2 separate regions of the Homo sapiens genome follow, and region 1 is linked to region 2. A link is a loop called in an ENCODE intact Hi-C map of the cell type or tissue named here. Cell type or tissue: psoas muscle. All regions are shown on one strand. Links, peaks and the distances in the headings refer to the core of each region. The heading gives the core; the rest is flanking DNA.

Region 1 (8,321 bases), core at 147-8,146, 67 kb after region 2:
TCTGGGATTTTCTCCTCAAGATGACAGGGTGAGGAGGGGTTCTGGGTTCTGGTCTGGCACTGCCCTTTGAGATATTTATCTTCAAATATTCATTTCCTTTCCCATTTTAAACTGAAGAGTCTTGACTCATTCCAAATTGTACAGCCTCTGGCATCAAAATAACTTGAACCAGATCACCAAAATAACCTCCTTCCATGGGCAATTTCGGGATGCTTTTTGGCAGGAGGCTGTTTTCTTTTCTTTTCTTTTTTTTTTTTTTTTTTGAGACTGAGTCTCGCTGTGTTGCCCAGGCTGGAGTGCAGTGGTGCAATCTTGGCTCGCTGCAAGCTCCGCCTCCCGGGTTCGGCTGTTCTCAGAGATTTGTGTGTCTGCCAGAGGGAGGTGGTCGGTGTTTGCAACGTGGCTTTCTGCTTGGAAGGACTGTGGCTCCGTGTCTCAGAGTTCTGGGCCTTGGGTGTCTCATGGGCCTGGTGCTGGGCAGCAGCGTGGAGCTGCCAGCAAGAGCAGCCTCCCTTCTGCTCTCAAGACTCAGGCCTTGGGAACAAGGCTGTGACTGTTGTTACCCACACACGCATGTGAGTGTGCAGCCTCTCCGGGGAGAGTGGGTGACCTGGGGGAGTCAAGGCAGGTGGAACAAGCCATCCACTTCTGCACTGGTGCCGTCCACTCAGAGAACCCGTCTAGCAGCGGAGATGCTGCTCCCAAGCTGAGAGATGTGGTCCTGCGGGGGCTGGTGGGGGCAGAAGACATTTCCTCAAGACACTGGCAGTTACTGGAGGAAGGTGAGAGGTAAACGTCATTATATTTTTAAAAACACTGTAGACTTTGAGAACTTTGTGTGCTCATTTACTTTTCCTTAGGTTGAGACTGAAAACGTCAACACAGGAGGCTGGTCTCGTCCATCTTCTCAGAGGTCATCCTTCAGGGAAATGGGAAACTCAGACCAACCGTGTTTTAAGAAGCGTCCTTTAGTAGAAGTCAGGGCAGGCACCGCGGCTCCACGCTTACTTTCGAGGGTGCTGGCGGGTGTGGCTGGAGCTCACTCTCACTGCCGGAAGTGAGGAGCCTCTCCAACTCACTCAGGGGAGATTTTTAAAAATAGTCTTATTTCTCACAAAAATAACCACTTCCCTGGGCTGAAAACTCCCCTGGAGTCTGTCAGTGCAGAGCAGCGCTGGGCTCAGGATCCGAGATGGGAGCGAGGAGCTGTTCCACCCACAACAAGCAGGTGCCCACAGCGTCCCTGGGTCCAGACATGGAAGACCCCACAGCGTCCCTGGGTTCGGAGATGGGAGACCCCGCAGCGTCCCTGGGTCCGGACATGGGAGACCCCGCAGCGTCCCTGGGTCCGGAGATGGGAGACCCCGCAGCGTCCCTGGGTCCGGACAGGGGAGAGGCCCTGCAGCGTCCCTGGGTCCGGACATGGGAGAGGCCCCGCAGTGTCCCTGAGTCTCCTGGACAGCGGCCACCCCATGCCCAGTGCTGACGGGCGCCCCTCGTGACTCCCTCTTTCAGGGCTGGTGGTCATGTCTGCGTGATGGAAAGGGAGCAGGAAGCTGAAGGGTAGGATGGGGAACAGGCTCACATCTGTGATGGGAAAGTCTGCCTTGACCTCTCAAGGAAAGGCTCAATTTTTAGGGGAATGATTTCCAAATCATTTAAGAGGCCCCAAGAGGAGAGATGCAGAGGAGGGGATGGTCTCTCACTGCAGCCCTGGTCTCATTCTCCACAGGGGAGGCTCCTCCCCTCTGCTCCATCCCCATGGGAGCCAGGGCCTCGCCTCTGCCATCTGGGATGTGAAACCTGTGGCTTCACTTCCAGACTCAGCAGAGGAAGAGGCCACGGGGTCTCTGATGAGCACGTGGAATCTTGCCCCTTAAATCTTGCTGTCTGAGGAATGGGGACATCATTTAGACACAGGCCAGAGAGTGCCCAAGGCCCAAGGAAAGTTGAGCCCATGGCTGCTTCTGACATCAGCCACTAGCTAAGCTCAGCCCTCAGGAGCCCTTGGAGCCCCTGACCCGTCAGCCAGGGCTGGCACTCAGGAACCAGAGCTGCTGGGAGGCCCAGGTCGTGGCCACGTGCACAGGCACCGGAGACATCCTTGGGTGGCCTCCTGTTCCTCCTCTGAATAAGGGCTGGTTTCCCAGAGAAGAGTGTGCACTGCTGTTACCCCAAGTGAGCCTGCGGTGATAATTGCAGTGTGATTTTGCAGCTTCTTTGCAGGGTGGCATCCGGCTCTGGTGGTGACGTTTTAAAGACGAAGATCCTGCGTGTACACGGCTGTGAGGCAGACAGCCCGTAATCAGTGCGACTCCATGCCGTGCCACACACCTTATTTTAAGCCACGTGTTTCCTTTATGGTATGTCCAAGTTAGAGGGAGAACTTATTTTCTTTTAAAATCCAAACATGACATTTCTGAAGTATAGAAACAGAGACATTTGGAGCTTTTTATCCCATTGAGACCTAGTTCATGCACAGAGTTTAGGATTAAAAAAGGCAACTGACCTAGGAAGTGGGGGCCTTTGCTTTGCTAGCAAATATTTGTACTTTGCTTTAAAACATGTGCCTGGCAGATCTCCTGAACCTAGTCCCAAGGAGACATCAGATAGACCCCAGCAAAGCCACTTCGTGAAATGAGAGGGCTGAGGTCTCTGAGGGCATCACGGCCACAAAGATGGAGAGGGGCTAGGGAGAGTTCCAGATTAAAGCCGGGGAGCCACCACAACCACACACAGCGCACTATCCTGGCCTGGAGTCTATGAAATCGGAGCCGAGACAGCAAATCATATGACAGCATTAGTGAAAATGGGACATTTCCTAAATTTGATGACACTACTGAAGAGATTTAAGAGACCAGCCCTGCTTTTAGGGGATTCCTAACATTTAAGGGGTGAAAAGGCGTGTGTGCAAGTGACTGTGTGCTGCACACACCCAGTGTGAGGGCCGGGCAAATGCTCACAGCCGGTGACAGGGCTCACAGTCGGGGAACCTGGCCCTGTTCTTGCAACTAACTTCAAAACAGCTGCTAAGAAAGATACAGCAGAGAGAATGTGACAACTGAGTTTCCTCTTTGTACTGACAAAGTCTGGGGTTCAAAGGCAAAGCACGTATAAATTTAAGTGGTTTTTTTAGTACTTAAAATTTGATTTTTGTAAATATAAAACCAATATATTCTTATTTTTGAAAAAGCAGAAAATAGAGCAAAAGGACTATTAAGAGGGAGAACAGGAGTGTCACCGGAAGCCCCAGACTCAAGGCCCTGCTGTTCTGCCCCCTTGGCCGTTATCCAGCCCACGGTGGTCTCCACGAGCCCCTGCTCCTGTCCAGGCTCCAAATCACATCGACATGACAGTTGGTGCCGACCTGACAGGCAGTAGGTGAATCCCTTCAAAACTCTTCCTTCTCTCTTTTTTTTTTAAGTCTTTAACAGACCTCCCTAGAACCCTGAAATTTGGGTTTCCACACTTTCTTCAATACAGTTGTTTCTGAGGACCATAAATGCTGAGTCCTGAAGCATGTGCTGTGTGTCCTGGAGGGGCCAGTGTGGTGTGTGGTGTATGATCTGGAGGCTCCCCGGGGGCTCCTGGCAACAAGCTGCAGGACGCACACCTTCTCAGAACCAGCGCCCCTGCCCCACCCACCTGTGGAGCCCAAGAGCCAGCTGCTGGGTGCCCAAGCTGAACATCTGCCGCCCACATACAGACCTCCCCTTAAGGGGAGCAGCAGGGAGGCTGGACCCTTCCCCAGAGCACAATGCCGGAGGTCCCACCCAAGGCTGCCCAAGCCCAAAGACAGGCCTCCTATCCATCGAGGCCCGGAGAGTTTCAACCCCTGCCTGGGGCCACACACTCCTTCATGCAGAGCCTGGTGTGCAGACCCTGCTGCCTTGGATGGTCCATCCTGGGTCAGGCACGTACCTCCCCTCCTCCGGCATCGGCCAGCTCCATGCCCAGAAGCGCCTGGCGCACCGCTGTGTTTCCTACAGGTCCGCTGCCCTGTGCTGCACATCATCCTGGTGTGCTCCTCCATCCTTCCACCTTCCTGATCATGTGGACCTCTAATTCCTTCACCTTCATCTCCCTCCCATTAGGAGAATCTTCCCTAGCGGATTCCTTTAGAACTTAAAGAACTTGGAGACCCAATCGCCATCCCCAGGCACCAGCGTATCTGTGCATTTCCTTCTTAACCTCCTTCCCTGGTCCCGTATCTCCTTTGGCCCTGAAAAGACTCATCCATTTATTTGGAAAGTATTAAGCATCACATGCACAGGTTAAAACTAAACAGCAGAAAAGTGCTCATAATCCTGTCTGGTTGTGCCAGGTGACAGCTGAATGATTTCTGCCTGTGGCCAGATTTCTGCCCCTGCCTGAGGTCAGTCTCGTGGCCCCCGCAGCAGCCACAGGCCCAGCTCTTGTCCCGGCCCACCTCGGGATGCTTCCGCCGTACTGTGTCCATGGCTGAGACCACCCTCTCTGTGGCCGCCTTGCTGTCCCCGTTCCCATCACTCGATGAGCCAATGCCCTCGTGGCTGGCATTGAGCTTGGCACCTGCTGGGCCTGAGGACCATGAGGGGAGGCTTCCTTCAGAAAAGCTGCTGCTCTCAGAGGTGATTTGGGGCAGGCCGCTCTGGGGGTCTCTGGCAGGCTCCTCCTGGCACCCTGGGAGGCTGGTGTGTCCTTGCAGGGTTGCAGGAGGGTTGGCGGGATGATCAGATGGTGCCTCCCACAAAGGCATCTGCAGTGCCAGCTGCTGTGATCTTTGTCACCAGGGATGGGAGCCCTGGGGAGTGAAGTTTGCCATCAGTGGGAACGAGTCACTGCGGTGGCCTGAGTGCTGGAGGAGGGCAGAGGCTTATTTTTAGGGATGTGGCGTAACACGGAAGAAATGTGTGCACTTGAAGCATGGGGAGGCCGAAATGCCAAACAGTTCTCTTGGCTAAATTTAGCAGACGTGCTCTTTATGTAAGAACGGAGTTAACCAGTATGTAACACAGAAGACTTACGGGAGCCGGCCCCCTCGCGTGCCCACCACGGTGTGCTGCTGAGGCCATTCCCGGGAACGCCACACTCCGCCCTGGCCACCTCCACCACAGAAGCAATGGCAGGGCTGTGAGTGCCCAGGGTGTTAGAGATTCTACTGCCTTGCCCCTGCCTGACCCTGACTCAAGGAGGGAGGCCCCCACTCTGTGCTCTTTCATCAGTGCCCAAGATGAAATCCAAATCACCAAGGAGAATTCCCACTCCTTTTGGGCTTTTGACACAACGTATGCTTTTCAGTGCCTTGTTTCAAGAAACAGGCTTGAAGAGGCACCTTTCAGAAGCTGAGCAGCAATTGTAGCCAGTTGGGACACACAGACCAAGATTTCTGGGTCTGATCCCAGGAGTGGGATAGGGCGGGCAACAGGGCTTTGTGCAAAGTCACTCAGCCATCGGTGAGTGACAGCTGGGTGGGTTCTCAGGCCTGGACTGCTGAGGCCAAGGCTTCTGGCCTCTCGTGTAAGGATTCCAGGCTCTGACTCCAACTGGCACCAGCTGGGAACGTGCTGGAAAGGCAGGGTCTCAGCCCCCACACAGACCCACTGGGCCAGAGCCCGCACCACGATCAGTCCCAGGAGCTCCTCCGTGGCCTCTTGGAAGCCTGAGCCCTGCCGGGGCAAGCGGAATCCCCAGCCTCACACCAGCCCGGCCACTGCCGCTCCCGTCCTCTGCCTGAGCTGTTCTGTTTTCCACGCAGTGGGAACCCCGGCCCCCATCCATCAGCACAGAAGAGTTGTGATGGGATGAAGGGCAGGGCAGGGCAGGGCCGGGTGGTCGGGCCCCAGCACACGGCTCGGGGAGCCTCCCACACTTGGTGATCCCGAGCCCTCAGTCTGCTGGTGGTGGTGCTCGAGAACTGTGGCTTACAGTGCGGGTGGGCAAGCGGAGAGGAGCAGCTGTGGAGGGCAAGGACTGGGGCCATTGCTCCTTGATACACTGTGGATGAAACCCTTTACTCAGTGAAGACCTAAGACTCCCCCAGGCCTGAAAGCTGGTCTTGGCAGGAAGAGGACACAGACGGGAAGACCTTGGACAGGGAGACTGATCCCTGGCTGGCTTATCTGCTTCAGGATCTGACTGCAGCAGGTGAGACCCCAAATAAAGGCCCAGACCATGGCCACGGCTGGTGCGGCCCCTTGGGCTCCAGGTCCAGATGAGATGCAGCTGCTCAGCAGTGCCCAGGGCTGCCCTAGAGCCCTCTGGTCCGCAGAGCCCTTCTCCTCCCAGGGGCTCCCACACCCACATCTCTGCTGATTCCCTCACACATGTAGCCAAGTCTGTGGCTTCTGTGGAGGCTAATTTTTTTTCTCGAATTTAATTAATTTCGAAAACAATAAACAATAATGATTGCACACACAACACCCAGGGCAGACTTTGGCCCTGTGCAAGCAGGAAACACAACTAAAAATGTGAATCTGGGAAGCAAGTGGGCCTGATGGGACGAAGCGTGAGCTCCGGGCAGGAGAAACTCTGTTCAGTTCAGCTCCCAGGCAGCCCTGCGCTCGCCGGTGGGCAGAGCCGGCCCAGGACCGTGCATGTCCACCCCGTGGCTGCCTGGGGCCTGTTCTGGTGCTTGCAGCCTCCAGAGCCGCCTGTGCTATGTGCTGTTGCTTCGTCTTGGAAGCGAGTCCCTAAACCAACCAAGTATTCAAAGTATTCAACGAGCAGAAACTGCAACAGGAAGAAAAATTATTCATTTTGGTTTTGTGCCATCCTTTTCTTTGCTTTCTCACTTTAAAATATTTTGACTTTCTAATCCCTTAGCAGTGAATATGCACTTATAATATTTGCAGAATCTCTGAAATGTTTAATTAAGAAGAAAAATAGTTCTTCAGACTAAACAGCAAAGCATCAGGGGATCACAGAGCCACTATGCTCACGCAGGCAGGGTTTACTTACAGGCCTCGATGAAGGACCAGTGGACCCAGAAGAGCTTGCCACGTGTCCCTGGGATGCCTCACAGGGTGTGCCCAGGAGGAGACAGGAGATAAGGAGCTTGGGCATGACTCTGTGGGCTGACATTGCCACAGCAGGCGGCGGCTGTCACTGCCTCCCAGATCCACATCACTCTTTATAACCCAGGCTGGGGCTCAGAAAGGAGGTTCCCAGGGAATGCTTATTGAATAAAGGAAGGAGAGAATGAACGACGGAGCCTGCACATACGGGGCTCTGGGTGACGCTGCTGGGGGCCTTGGTCTCTGCTCTTCACCAGCACCTCTGTCCTAATGTCTCCCAGGCACAGTTGCCGGCTAGGTGCAGACGAAGATGAAGACTCAGAGGTGGTGCCTCCAACACACCGGGGATCCCACCTGGACCTTGAAATCCCCCCCAGGCCACAGAAGCCCCTGAGACCCCTGGCTGCTCCCTTTCCTATGGAAGCCTGGGGCAGATGGTATTATCACTGCTGTGATCTCACACACCAGAGCCGCTGTCAGCCATGGTGTGTGATGACAGAGGCCGCAATGTTCCCCCTCTCCCTGGCTGAGCTGGGTGCAGCCATGCGCCCCAGGATCCTCCCTGAGGACCTTCCTCAAGGGCTCACAGCCATGCGTGCTGGAGCTGGGCCCCCAACACTCAACTCAGTCTTCTCTCAACTCCACTGGATGCCATGGGGGACAGCGCATCTTAGACGGGCCCACAGGTCAATGTGGTCCCCAGCCAGGCGACTCCTGCAGGTGCCTTCAACCCACTCAGGGAGGGCGGTGGGGCCAGGAGCTGTCCCGACCAGATGGCAACAAGCAGACTGCATGGGAATCAGACTACCAGGGCCTGGCTGTGGCTGCTCACCAGTGGGGAGCACACCTCACCACTCCCCTAAGCCTCAGCTTCTCCATCCATGCAGTGAGTTGTTTTCAAGCCTAACTAAAGTAACACAGTGACAGTGGGCTCACAGTAACACCTGCCAATGCCAGCCAGCACCACCTTATCCACTGAACACAATGACAGTGGGTTCACAGTAACACCCGCCAATGCCAGCCAGCACCACCTTATCCACTGAACACAGTGACAGTGGGCTCACAGTAACACCTGCCCATGCCAGCCAGCACCACCTTATCTGCTGAACACAATGACAGTGGGTTCACAGTAACACCTGCCAATGCCAGCCAGCACCACCTTATCCACTAGCCACGTGATATGGTTTTCCTGTGTCCCCGCCCAAATCTCATATTGAATTGTAGCTCCCATAATTCCGACATGTGGGAGGGACCCAGTGGGAGGTAACTGAATCATGCAGGCCGTTCCCCTGACTGTTCTTGTGGTAGTGAACGGGTCTCACGAGA
Region 2 (8,321 bases), core at 114-8,113:
TATGCCGGCGTCTCCAGCTTCTCCAGAGGTAGGAATGGACACTCAGGTCTCCACTGCATGCTGGTGGATTTGGGAGAGTGTGATCCATCCAAGCCATGCGAAAATCTGCACGACTGAGTCATGGGACAGTGGAGCTTTGTGATATCGCGTGCTTTTAAATCCGAAAGGACAGTCATGATTTAAGGATTTGAAAGTCACACATTTAACATCTGGATTCACAGTCATAGGTCTTAAACCATGATAGCTTGTGCTTCTGAGGTGCACTGAATTCATGCGTGGCTTTCCTAGACTTTATCCCATGGAACCTTCACGTGTCAGGCTATGTAGAGCCCTGAATCTCAAAGGGAGAGCTTGGTCCCAGCAGGTCTCATTATTTTGTATTATATTTTAATAGTTTATTTTCCCTCTTGCTTCTTCAGTTCCAGGTACTGAATAGAAGCTTTACAAAAGATCCCGGTACCGGTAATAGCCCTGGGGCGCCCACTTCACGGGGCCTGCAGGAAGTCCTGGGAAGGGACTGTTTCCACAAGTGGAACAAGTGGGCCCCCCACTGCCCTCGCTGCCTGCCCCTCTCTCCTCATTAAACCTTCAGAGAACACAAAGGAGCCGAGAGCCCCTTTTCTCTCCATCTTCCAAAGAAGACTTTTCAGTATAAAAGGTGCCCTAAATCCTTTGTGATGCCGCCCACAAGCAGCGTGCGCTGACACAAAGCAACGCCGCCGGCCACTGCTGCCTGCAGACAAGAGGCCGACTCTTGTCCTCGTCTCGGGTCCCAAGAACGGGAGTAAGTTTGTGGACTGGCACGCAGACTTGTGTGCGGGGCAGCCCCTGGAGACACAGGCAGCTGCGATGTGAGTGTGTCAGGCAGAGGTTCAGCTTTACGTCAGTGTTAAAGAAAAAAACCTGTGAAGAAACTATTCAAGACATGCAAAAGGAAGTGTTTCCCACGCACCCAGGGCAGGATGCTCGGTGAGGGGTGGTGGAGCCGTAGAGCAAACATCCTTCGAGAGCCAAATGTGCGTGACCTTTGACCTTTCCCCTTCAGGAGTGTACAGTGAGGGAATACTCGGGTAAGCACAGAAACACCTGCAAAAACAACTCACACATTCGCCAGCAGGGAGTCGGTCAAACCAACCAGGCCCAGGCTGTGGAATGTTAGGCGGCGGTTAAAAGTCACGAGATACGCACCTTCAGATGGGAAAGATGGACACCACCTGTCTCAGCGGGAGAAAGACAGCTGCAGAAGCTTCACACAATTTAGCCCGATTCCCACGAATAAACAGAAGAAAGGGCAGACAAGTTTGTACCGACGGAGGAAGGCACTGGGACCCCGCTTCAGTCGGGCACGAGTTTCCCCCAGAGAGGGGAGGAGGCAGGCAGAGGACTTCACTTTCTATGTAATCTTTGCCTACAGAGTTTGACGTTTTGTAACTGTCCTGTATAATTTGTCATCTGAAAGCCTGAAAAAAATAGCCAATTAAAAAGCTGCCATTGGTGATGAGAAAGAACGAAGCTATTGCCACGGGTGGAGGAGGGGCTTCTGCAGATCGGCCCCCGGCCCTGCACCTTCTGCCTCCCATCAGGGCTGAGTCTCCTCAGGCGGCTGAATATTTCCCACCTCAGGCAAATGGACACTAAGCTCCTGAGTCAGACAAAACAGTGACTCCCTGGAGGGCTGTGTGCCCAGCCCCTTCTCCCCCTTCCCACCTGCTTTGCTCTTAGGAAAGTCACCAAAGGCTGGTTGGTGTGGCTCATTCTAGGTTTGACTCCTTAGGAATGTGGCTTTTACCAGCGTGCTGTATCCCTCCTGACAACACAGCCATCTGGTGGAGCGTGGAGTTCATTGGAAATGCATTTTATTTGCTTGTAGCATACATGTGGCTAAGGCTCAGCACACACGGAGATTCGCATATGTGTGCACACGCCCCACGCACACACCCACACACGCATGTGCATCACATGAACGCGCGTGCACACACACACTCCTGCACTCAGTCCTGCTCTATTAACAGGTTCTTGGGCTCTGCAGAGCTGACAGAGGCCGTGTTGGGTGCGGCAGGACAAGGCTGGGCGTGCAGGCGCCTCCTCCACAGGGCACTGCTCATGCGTCACAGCTGCCAGACGGAGGCTCCCCAATGGCGACGCTCTGACAGGGGTCCGTGACTCTCCTCAGGGAGAGGTGGCTGTTTCCAATGTCCTCCCTGGTGCCCTGTGGCTGGCAGGACCCTGCCCACCCTCTCCCTCCCCGTCCAAGCTCTGTTTTCATCTGAATGCAGCAGCCACGACTAACACGCCAAGTGTGTCCTCCATGCTCCAGAGCCTCAGATCTGGTCAGAGCAAGTTCTTACTCAGCATGCAGATGTGAAGTCAGGCTTTATTGAAGTATTTACACAGCTCATTCCCGCCACGTGGAGGAGTCTGCGACATTCCACACACAATGACAGTTAAAGACACCTGCTGACCACTGGGTCCTGCTTCCCCTGCTCACCAGGCATCTGTCAGGAAACAGCCGGCCCCTCTACCAGGAGAAACCAGTCAGCTCCGCTGAACAGTGGCACATGTGCGGTTGAGGGGAGATTGTCCCCTGAGCACACCTGATGACTGATGACTGCCCACACCCAACCACCGACCATCAACAACCAGTGCCTGGTAACCACCTGACACGTCCACTCACGCCCACTTCCTCAGCGTCCCCTCTGGGTCACAGCTCAGTGTCGGCACCTGGCCACTGACCCAACACCTTCAGTTACCACAAATCTTTGTTTCCTCAAAAACCTGAGAGTAGGTGGGGGATGCTCCCTTTTGTCCTTTGAAAGCTGGGCAAGGCTGGGGGTGGGTCTGTCCAAACCCTACAGGGGAGGAACAGCCGAGGGGCCGCACTGAACCTGGGGTCTGCAGCGTCCACCTGCCTCCCTCTCGCTCCACATGCTCAGCCGTCCTTTCCTGGGCACCTGGCCTGGGCCGTTTACTCCCCAGTATCCGTCTGTGATGGATCCTCTGCGGCCCCCAGAAATGGTGGGTTGTTCTGTAGATCCGACCGCCTCACCTGTCTCCCCAAACCAACCTCGGGTTCATTCTCCCAGAAGTCCAGGGATGAGCTTGTTGCAGCAGAGGGGTGTGGCCGGCGTGGCCCAGGGTGTGCAGGACAGGGTGCGGACCTTTGGGGATTGAGGGGTCTCTGGACACTGCTGCTTTGCTGTCCTAACAGCCCCTCTGTCCGGCCTCATTTTACCGGGGATATGGGTTTTGCAAACCAAGGTGACACTGACAGGATGTGTGAGCTTCCCTGTGGCTGCCTCCCGGCACAGCTGTCCCGACCTTTGACATCGCGCCCCAGCTGGGGTCTGTGATGCCACCAATGCACAGGAACAAGACATTCATTTTTAAGGGAAAAGTGGAGTCAAATGTGCTCAGAACAACTGAGTCCCACAGTCGGGGCACCTGGGCCAGGGCTGGGCAGCTTGCTGAGGTCCATCGAGCGCTGTGGGGGCCAGGGCTTGGCACACACATGGAGACTGTGCCCTGATATCCCCACCCTTCTGCAGCTGGCTCAGCAACGTCCCCAGACACCCTCCCCACATCTGCAAACCACCCTTCGCCTGAAGGAGCAGCCGCTAGGGCTGCTGAGCGCCAGCTCTGGGGAGGAGGGCTTGAAACAGTTTTATATGTTGTTAAAATAATTCTTATCCTAAGATTATTTTTGTTAAAAAGAGAATAGGTTTCCGGTTCCCACTCAGCTGTATCCCGCACCCCACGTAACCCCATCACCAGGGGCCCGCAGGCCTGGCCGCAGCTGGCCTGGGGCTGAGCGTCAGGCTCTGCGGCTCCCACAGGGCGGCAGGTGACCTCCTGAGGCAGAGCCAGAGCTGCTGAGGGTCCCACGGAACACCTGTGTGGAGAGGTCCCCTCCTTCATGACCTTGCTCTCCTGATCTGGTTGTCTCCTCAGCCCGCCTTCCGTGGGGAGGCAAAACAGCCCTGTGGAGTTGGGTGGGGCAGGGCTCAGCCGGGCCGGGTGGGCGCCCCAAGAGAGAGGACGGGCTGCCCTCCTGTTGATTTCTCCTGGTCCTAACGTCAGGGGGGCCCTGACTGGCTTCCCTCTGTCCTGCAGATGAGGGGGCTACCCTTATGGGACCTGGGAGGCCGCCCTGATGTGGGACGGATGTCACCCGGTGGTCGCCCAGGCTCGTGCTGGGCCACACAACTGCGTTTCCACATTTCCTCCTTGGCTCCCCTATTCTCTTGGGCCGGGCGCAGTGGCTCACGCCTTAATCCCAGCACTTTGGGAGGCCGAGGCGGGCCCATCACGAGGTCAGGAGATCGAGACCATCCTGGCTAACATGGTGAAACCCTGTCTCTACTAAAAATACAAAAAATTAGCCAGGCGTGTTGGCGGGCGCCTGTAGTCCCAGCTATGGGAGGCTGAGGCAGGAGAATGGCGTGAACCCGGGAGGCGGAGCTTGCAGGGAGCAGAGATCAGGCCACTGCAGTCCAGCCTGGGCGACAGAGCGAGACTCCGTCTCAAAAAAAAAAAAAAAAAAAAAAGTGGATCCACTATACGGCTGAAACACATTTTGCACAAGATTATCTAAATGCTGGAGTTTAAATCGAGTCAATGACAACACGACTCCAATTCCAGGTATGGGGTTTAGTGGACAACCAGCTTGACGGAGTCAGGACCGCGCTGACCTGCCCGACACGGTGCTCGGGCATCTGGAAGGAGGAAGCCGGCGTCTCAGCCCCGCAGAAGCCCCGAACCGTGGGCCTCCCGCCGCGTCCGACAGGCAGGGGTGGGGCTAGATGACCGAGGTCTCCGTTTGCAGGAAGGACTGGGCGCGGGAGCCGCGGTGGAACTGCAGGGCGCCCTCCGAGCCGTTGCGGGAGAAGGAGGAACCGCAGACCCTGTAATCCCGGCTCGCGGACGGGGTCGGGCACCGGCTTCGCCATTTTCGCTTCAGCTCGCACTGCACCTGGGAGGTGAGGGCAGCGGGAACGCCCGTGAGCCTGGGCAGGTGCGGGCGGCTGCTATGGGAAGCGCGGCCCGCGAGCCTCCAGCTCTCCCTCCCGCCTGCTCCCGTATCTGTGTTGCCAGCAGATGGACAGAAACAGAAACGGCCTTGGGGGCAGAGGCTGGAGGGAGCGGGAACTGGACGGCCACAGGAGGGCGGGGGACGCTGCCAGACTCTAAGACTGTGCGTGGGTGGTTCGGGGATCGCCACTGCCGCGGTAAGCGCAGTCCCACAGTCTCAGATAGTTAATATTTCTCTGAAAAGATTTTCCTTAGCAGCCGGGGTTGTGACGGTGCTGGGCCTCCGTCTCCTTCCCTGTTCCCAGCGGGCAGGGAATGTTAGCCCTGGGAGGGGGTGGGGATGAGTGAGGGGTGCCCGGACGGCAGAGGAGGGAGGAGGACAAGTGGCACTACTCGGGCTCAGCTTTGCAGAAGCCGTGCTGGTGAAAGCTGCATGTCAAGCAAAGAAAGCGCCAGCAACCGCAGCGTGGGGCGGGAGGGTCAGGGGTCAGGGGACGGGGCCAGGCCGTTGGAGCAGCCCGGAGACAGCCTCCCTGGCTGGGAATGAACGCAGGGCAGAGCTCGGCTCCGGGCTTCCTCCCCAGGGACTCACAGGACGCTGTGCAGCCCCACCCCCCAACCCAGGCCCGGCTTTCTGGGACTCACAAGCTATGGTCAGGAGCGAGACGCCGACCATGGGGAAAAACAGATTCTGTCTAGACCCGGCCGGGAGCTTTCCCGAGAGGGCTCCGAGACGGACGGCAGTCGATGCTACTTAGGGTGGACGGAAGGACGGCGGGGTTTGGAAGCTGGGCCCAGAAGAGTGGGTTTGCCTGTGTCGTTGTGGGTTCTCTGATGGGGACACAGAACTGTGGGGTCCCGGGCAGTAACTCGAGCCCGCGGAAGACAGGCATGTGTGGGGGCTGCGGCACCAGGCTGGGCAGCATCTCAGGAAGCAAGTGAGTACCTGTGCTTGGTTCCAAGGCGGCCATGAACTTACCTCACTGTTCAGGAAACAGTAGAGGACGGCCACCACCAGGCCCTGCAATGAGAAGAGATGGTCAGGCAGGACCCGCGCTCGGGGGAGGGCGGCCGCCTCCGCACACCTACCTGGAACGACCCGAGGCACAGCTCAAACAGTATCTGGTATTTGGAGGAGATGCTGATGGGAAACACGGCAAACACCATGTAGTGGACGCCGAACAGCGGGATAAGCAGGAGCGTGGACTTGGCCAGCCTCCTGCACAGAAGGAGATGAGCCAGCTCAGCTGCTGGACCCTCGGACCCTCTGCAAGCCTGGCTGGGTCCTTCTCAGGAGGGGGCAGCTGGGTGTGGGAGGGGCTCCACACCTCCTCTCCACTGCTGGAGTCCCCGCCCAACAAGAAAAACCACTGTTTCTTTACGTTTATGTCTGAGGCCCCTGTGCATATCTAGCACTCAGGGCCTGGGAACGTGCATTCCGGAAGTGTCCGTTTCTCCCAAATTCCCTCACAAGGACACACGCTGTGTCCTGGGGTTCATGGCTGGCAGGGGCAAGATTCCCTGTGAGTGACCCCAAACCTACACAGGCCCCGCCTGGGAGCCCGGCCCATCCTGAGGCAGGCATGGGACAAGAAGGCTGGCCTCCACCGCTGCCACACGCAGGTTTAAATGATGAGAACCGATCCTGCTCCCGGACCTGCAGCTCGTAACAGCTGGGCTCCGTGGGAGCCAGGTCCCTCAGTCAGCGGCAGAGGACCTGCCTGATTCCCTCTATTAACGCATCTGAAGTTTGCTGGAAAAGAGGCCTATCTGCGGCTGAGCTCTTGGCCCCTATCCAGGGAGGTTTTGCTACTTCTGTGACCAGAGTTACACAGAAAGGACCTCGTGTGGCCTCAAGGGTGTCTCGGCCTTTTCTGTTGTCCTGGAAAGGGAACAGATTTTGTTTCCAAATAAAAGCATCCATCTCCAAGTTCAATTTAACAAACACTCCCAAAGAACCAATGCAAAGGTCAGCATAGAAACTAAACAAGATTCACAGGAAATCCAAGTTCAACCTGAAAGGCAACCAAGAACGATCTTATTCGGGGGTCTCTGCCACACAGGCACCACCGGACTCCCCTGAGCAGGGACAAGGTCATGCTGCCATGCGGGGTCTGACATGGAATCCCATCCCTCGTGTGGGCAAGCAGAGACGGGATACTCCCTGGATTTAGACACTACACAGCAGAATTAGATTCTCTGGTTTACCAGACTCTTTTGCAATACTCTGGTGCCAGGCAGCAAATATCCGGCAAATATAGACTGCATTGATCCTCCTGACCTTAGTGACATTATTACTTCCATGTTACAGATGGGGAAGCTGAGGCATGGAGTGGCAAAGTGACTTCCCTCAGGGCACTGGCCGGTATCTGCACCCAGCTTTGGGGCTGTTGGCCATGCTCCTGTCTAACCGCCCCTCCCCAAATCCATCCCTGTTTTCTAAGGTGGGAGAAAAGGGAAATGCAGGCCAGGCACCCTCCTAGGCTGGGCGGCAGGGTTCCTGCCATGGTACAGCTCTGTGCACAGCCGCCCTTCCACCCCCGGTCAGTCTGAGCCCGAGGCACCTTCTGGGCTGGGCCAACCACTTCCACACCAAGCCAGTGTTTAGTTTATACTTGAATTTTGGTTTTTACCTTTTTAAAAAAAAATAAATTCTTGATATAAATTTATGGAGTCTTTGCATTACTTTATAGATTCCCCGGATCATCATGAATTAGCTGGATGACTGGGGGTGACTGGCTGAACGTCTGCCCTGTCTTCATCTACTGAAGGGAGATCACAATGCCATCTTCATGTAATCACGTGGGCAGGAAACGCTTTCTGAATTTTTATTAAGTACAAGGCCTGGTATTAGGGCTGGCAGTAGACACACGGCCATGGACACATGGCCATGTCTGAGGGGGAGACAGAATTAAATGTAAAATAAAAAATACTGTGTGGTCAAGGAGAAAAAGACAGGCTGTATAACATGTAAGTGGGCGGATGCTTAAACAAGCAAGTTCACTGGAGAGGACTTTCTTCTGGCCTTGAAATAAAAGAAATGGTGCCTGACTTCCACAGTTGCCAAGGCCAGAAGTGCCCCTGCTGAGTCCTCCCAGGTCATCAGGTGCAGAATCACACCCTATCTAGATGGCGGGTGTTTTAAACCACCAAATTTTGGAGTGATTTGTTACTTCGCCAGGGAAATGCTGTCCAGGGCCTCTCTGAGCCTTGGGCAGGAGCAGAGCCCTGGGGCCCAGCCTCGAGGTGTGACAGTGGCGGAGGCGGAGTCGCCGCACCTCCAGGGCCTTCCT

The links. Hi-C counts contacts between places; a loop is a spot of excess contacts. Peaks named below come from ENCODE experiments on the same cell type or tissue, not always from the same donor. Only the 100,000 strongest peaks of a DNase experiment are listed, where the experiment ranks them.
Region 1: it touches region 2 in a loop (2.7-fold over the local background); 6 of 110 quality-filtered maps call a loop at or near these places.

What each region holds. Positions count from the first base shown.
Region 1 is chr7:159,092,406-159,100,726 of GRCh38, forward strand. All of the region lies in intron 4 of VIPR2 (vasoactive intestinal peptide receptor 2), which reads right to left. Among named protein-coding and RNA genes, the nearest start is that of VIPR2, 48 kb to the right of the region's middle. RefSeq lists an enhancer at 3,224-6,266. In psoas muscle, for the core only: no CTCF peak of the experiment used is centred there; DNase peaks (open chromatin) are centred at 4,796, 5,453, 6,586 and 7,036; H3K4me3 peaks cover 5,592 bases; H3K27ac peaks cover 7,394 bases.
Region 2 is chr7:159,025,821-159,034,141 of GRCh38, forward strand. It overlaps VIPR2 (vasoactive intestinal peptide receptor 2), which reads right to left. Exons shown (of 13, transcript NM_003382.5): 11 at 6,118-6,247; 12 at 6,008-6,049; 13 at 2,355-4,969. The coding sequence ends at 4,796. It overlaps LINC00689 (long intergenic non-protein coding RNA 689), which reads left to right. Exons shown (of 5, transcript NR_024394.1): 5 at 1-418. Among named protein-coding and RNA genes, the nearest start is that of LINC00689, 22 kb to the left of the region's middle. RefSeq lists enhancers at 2,348-3,276, 5,395-6,047. In psoas muscle, for the core only: a CTCF peak has its summit at 4,886; DNase peaks (open chromatin) are centred at 4,871, 5,151 and 5,581; H3K4me3 peaks cover 1,590 bases; H3K27ac peaks cover 1,912 bases.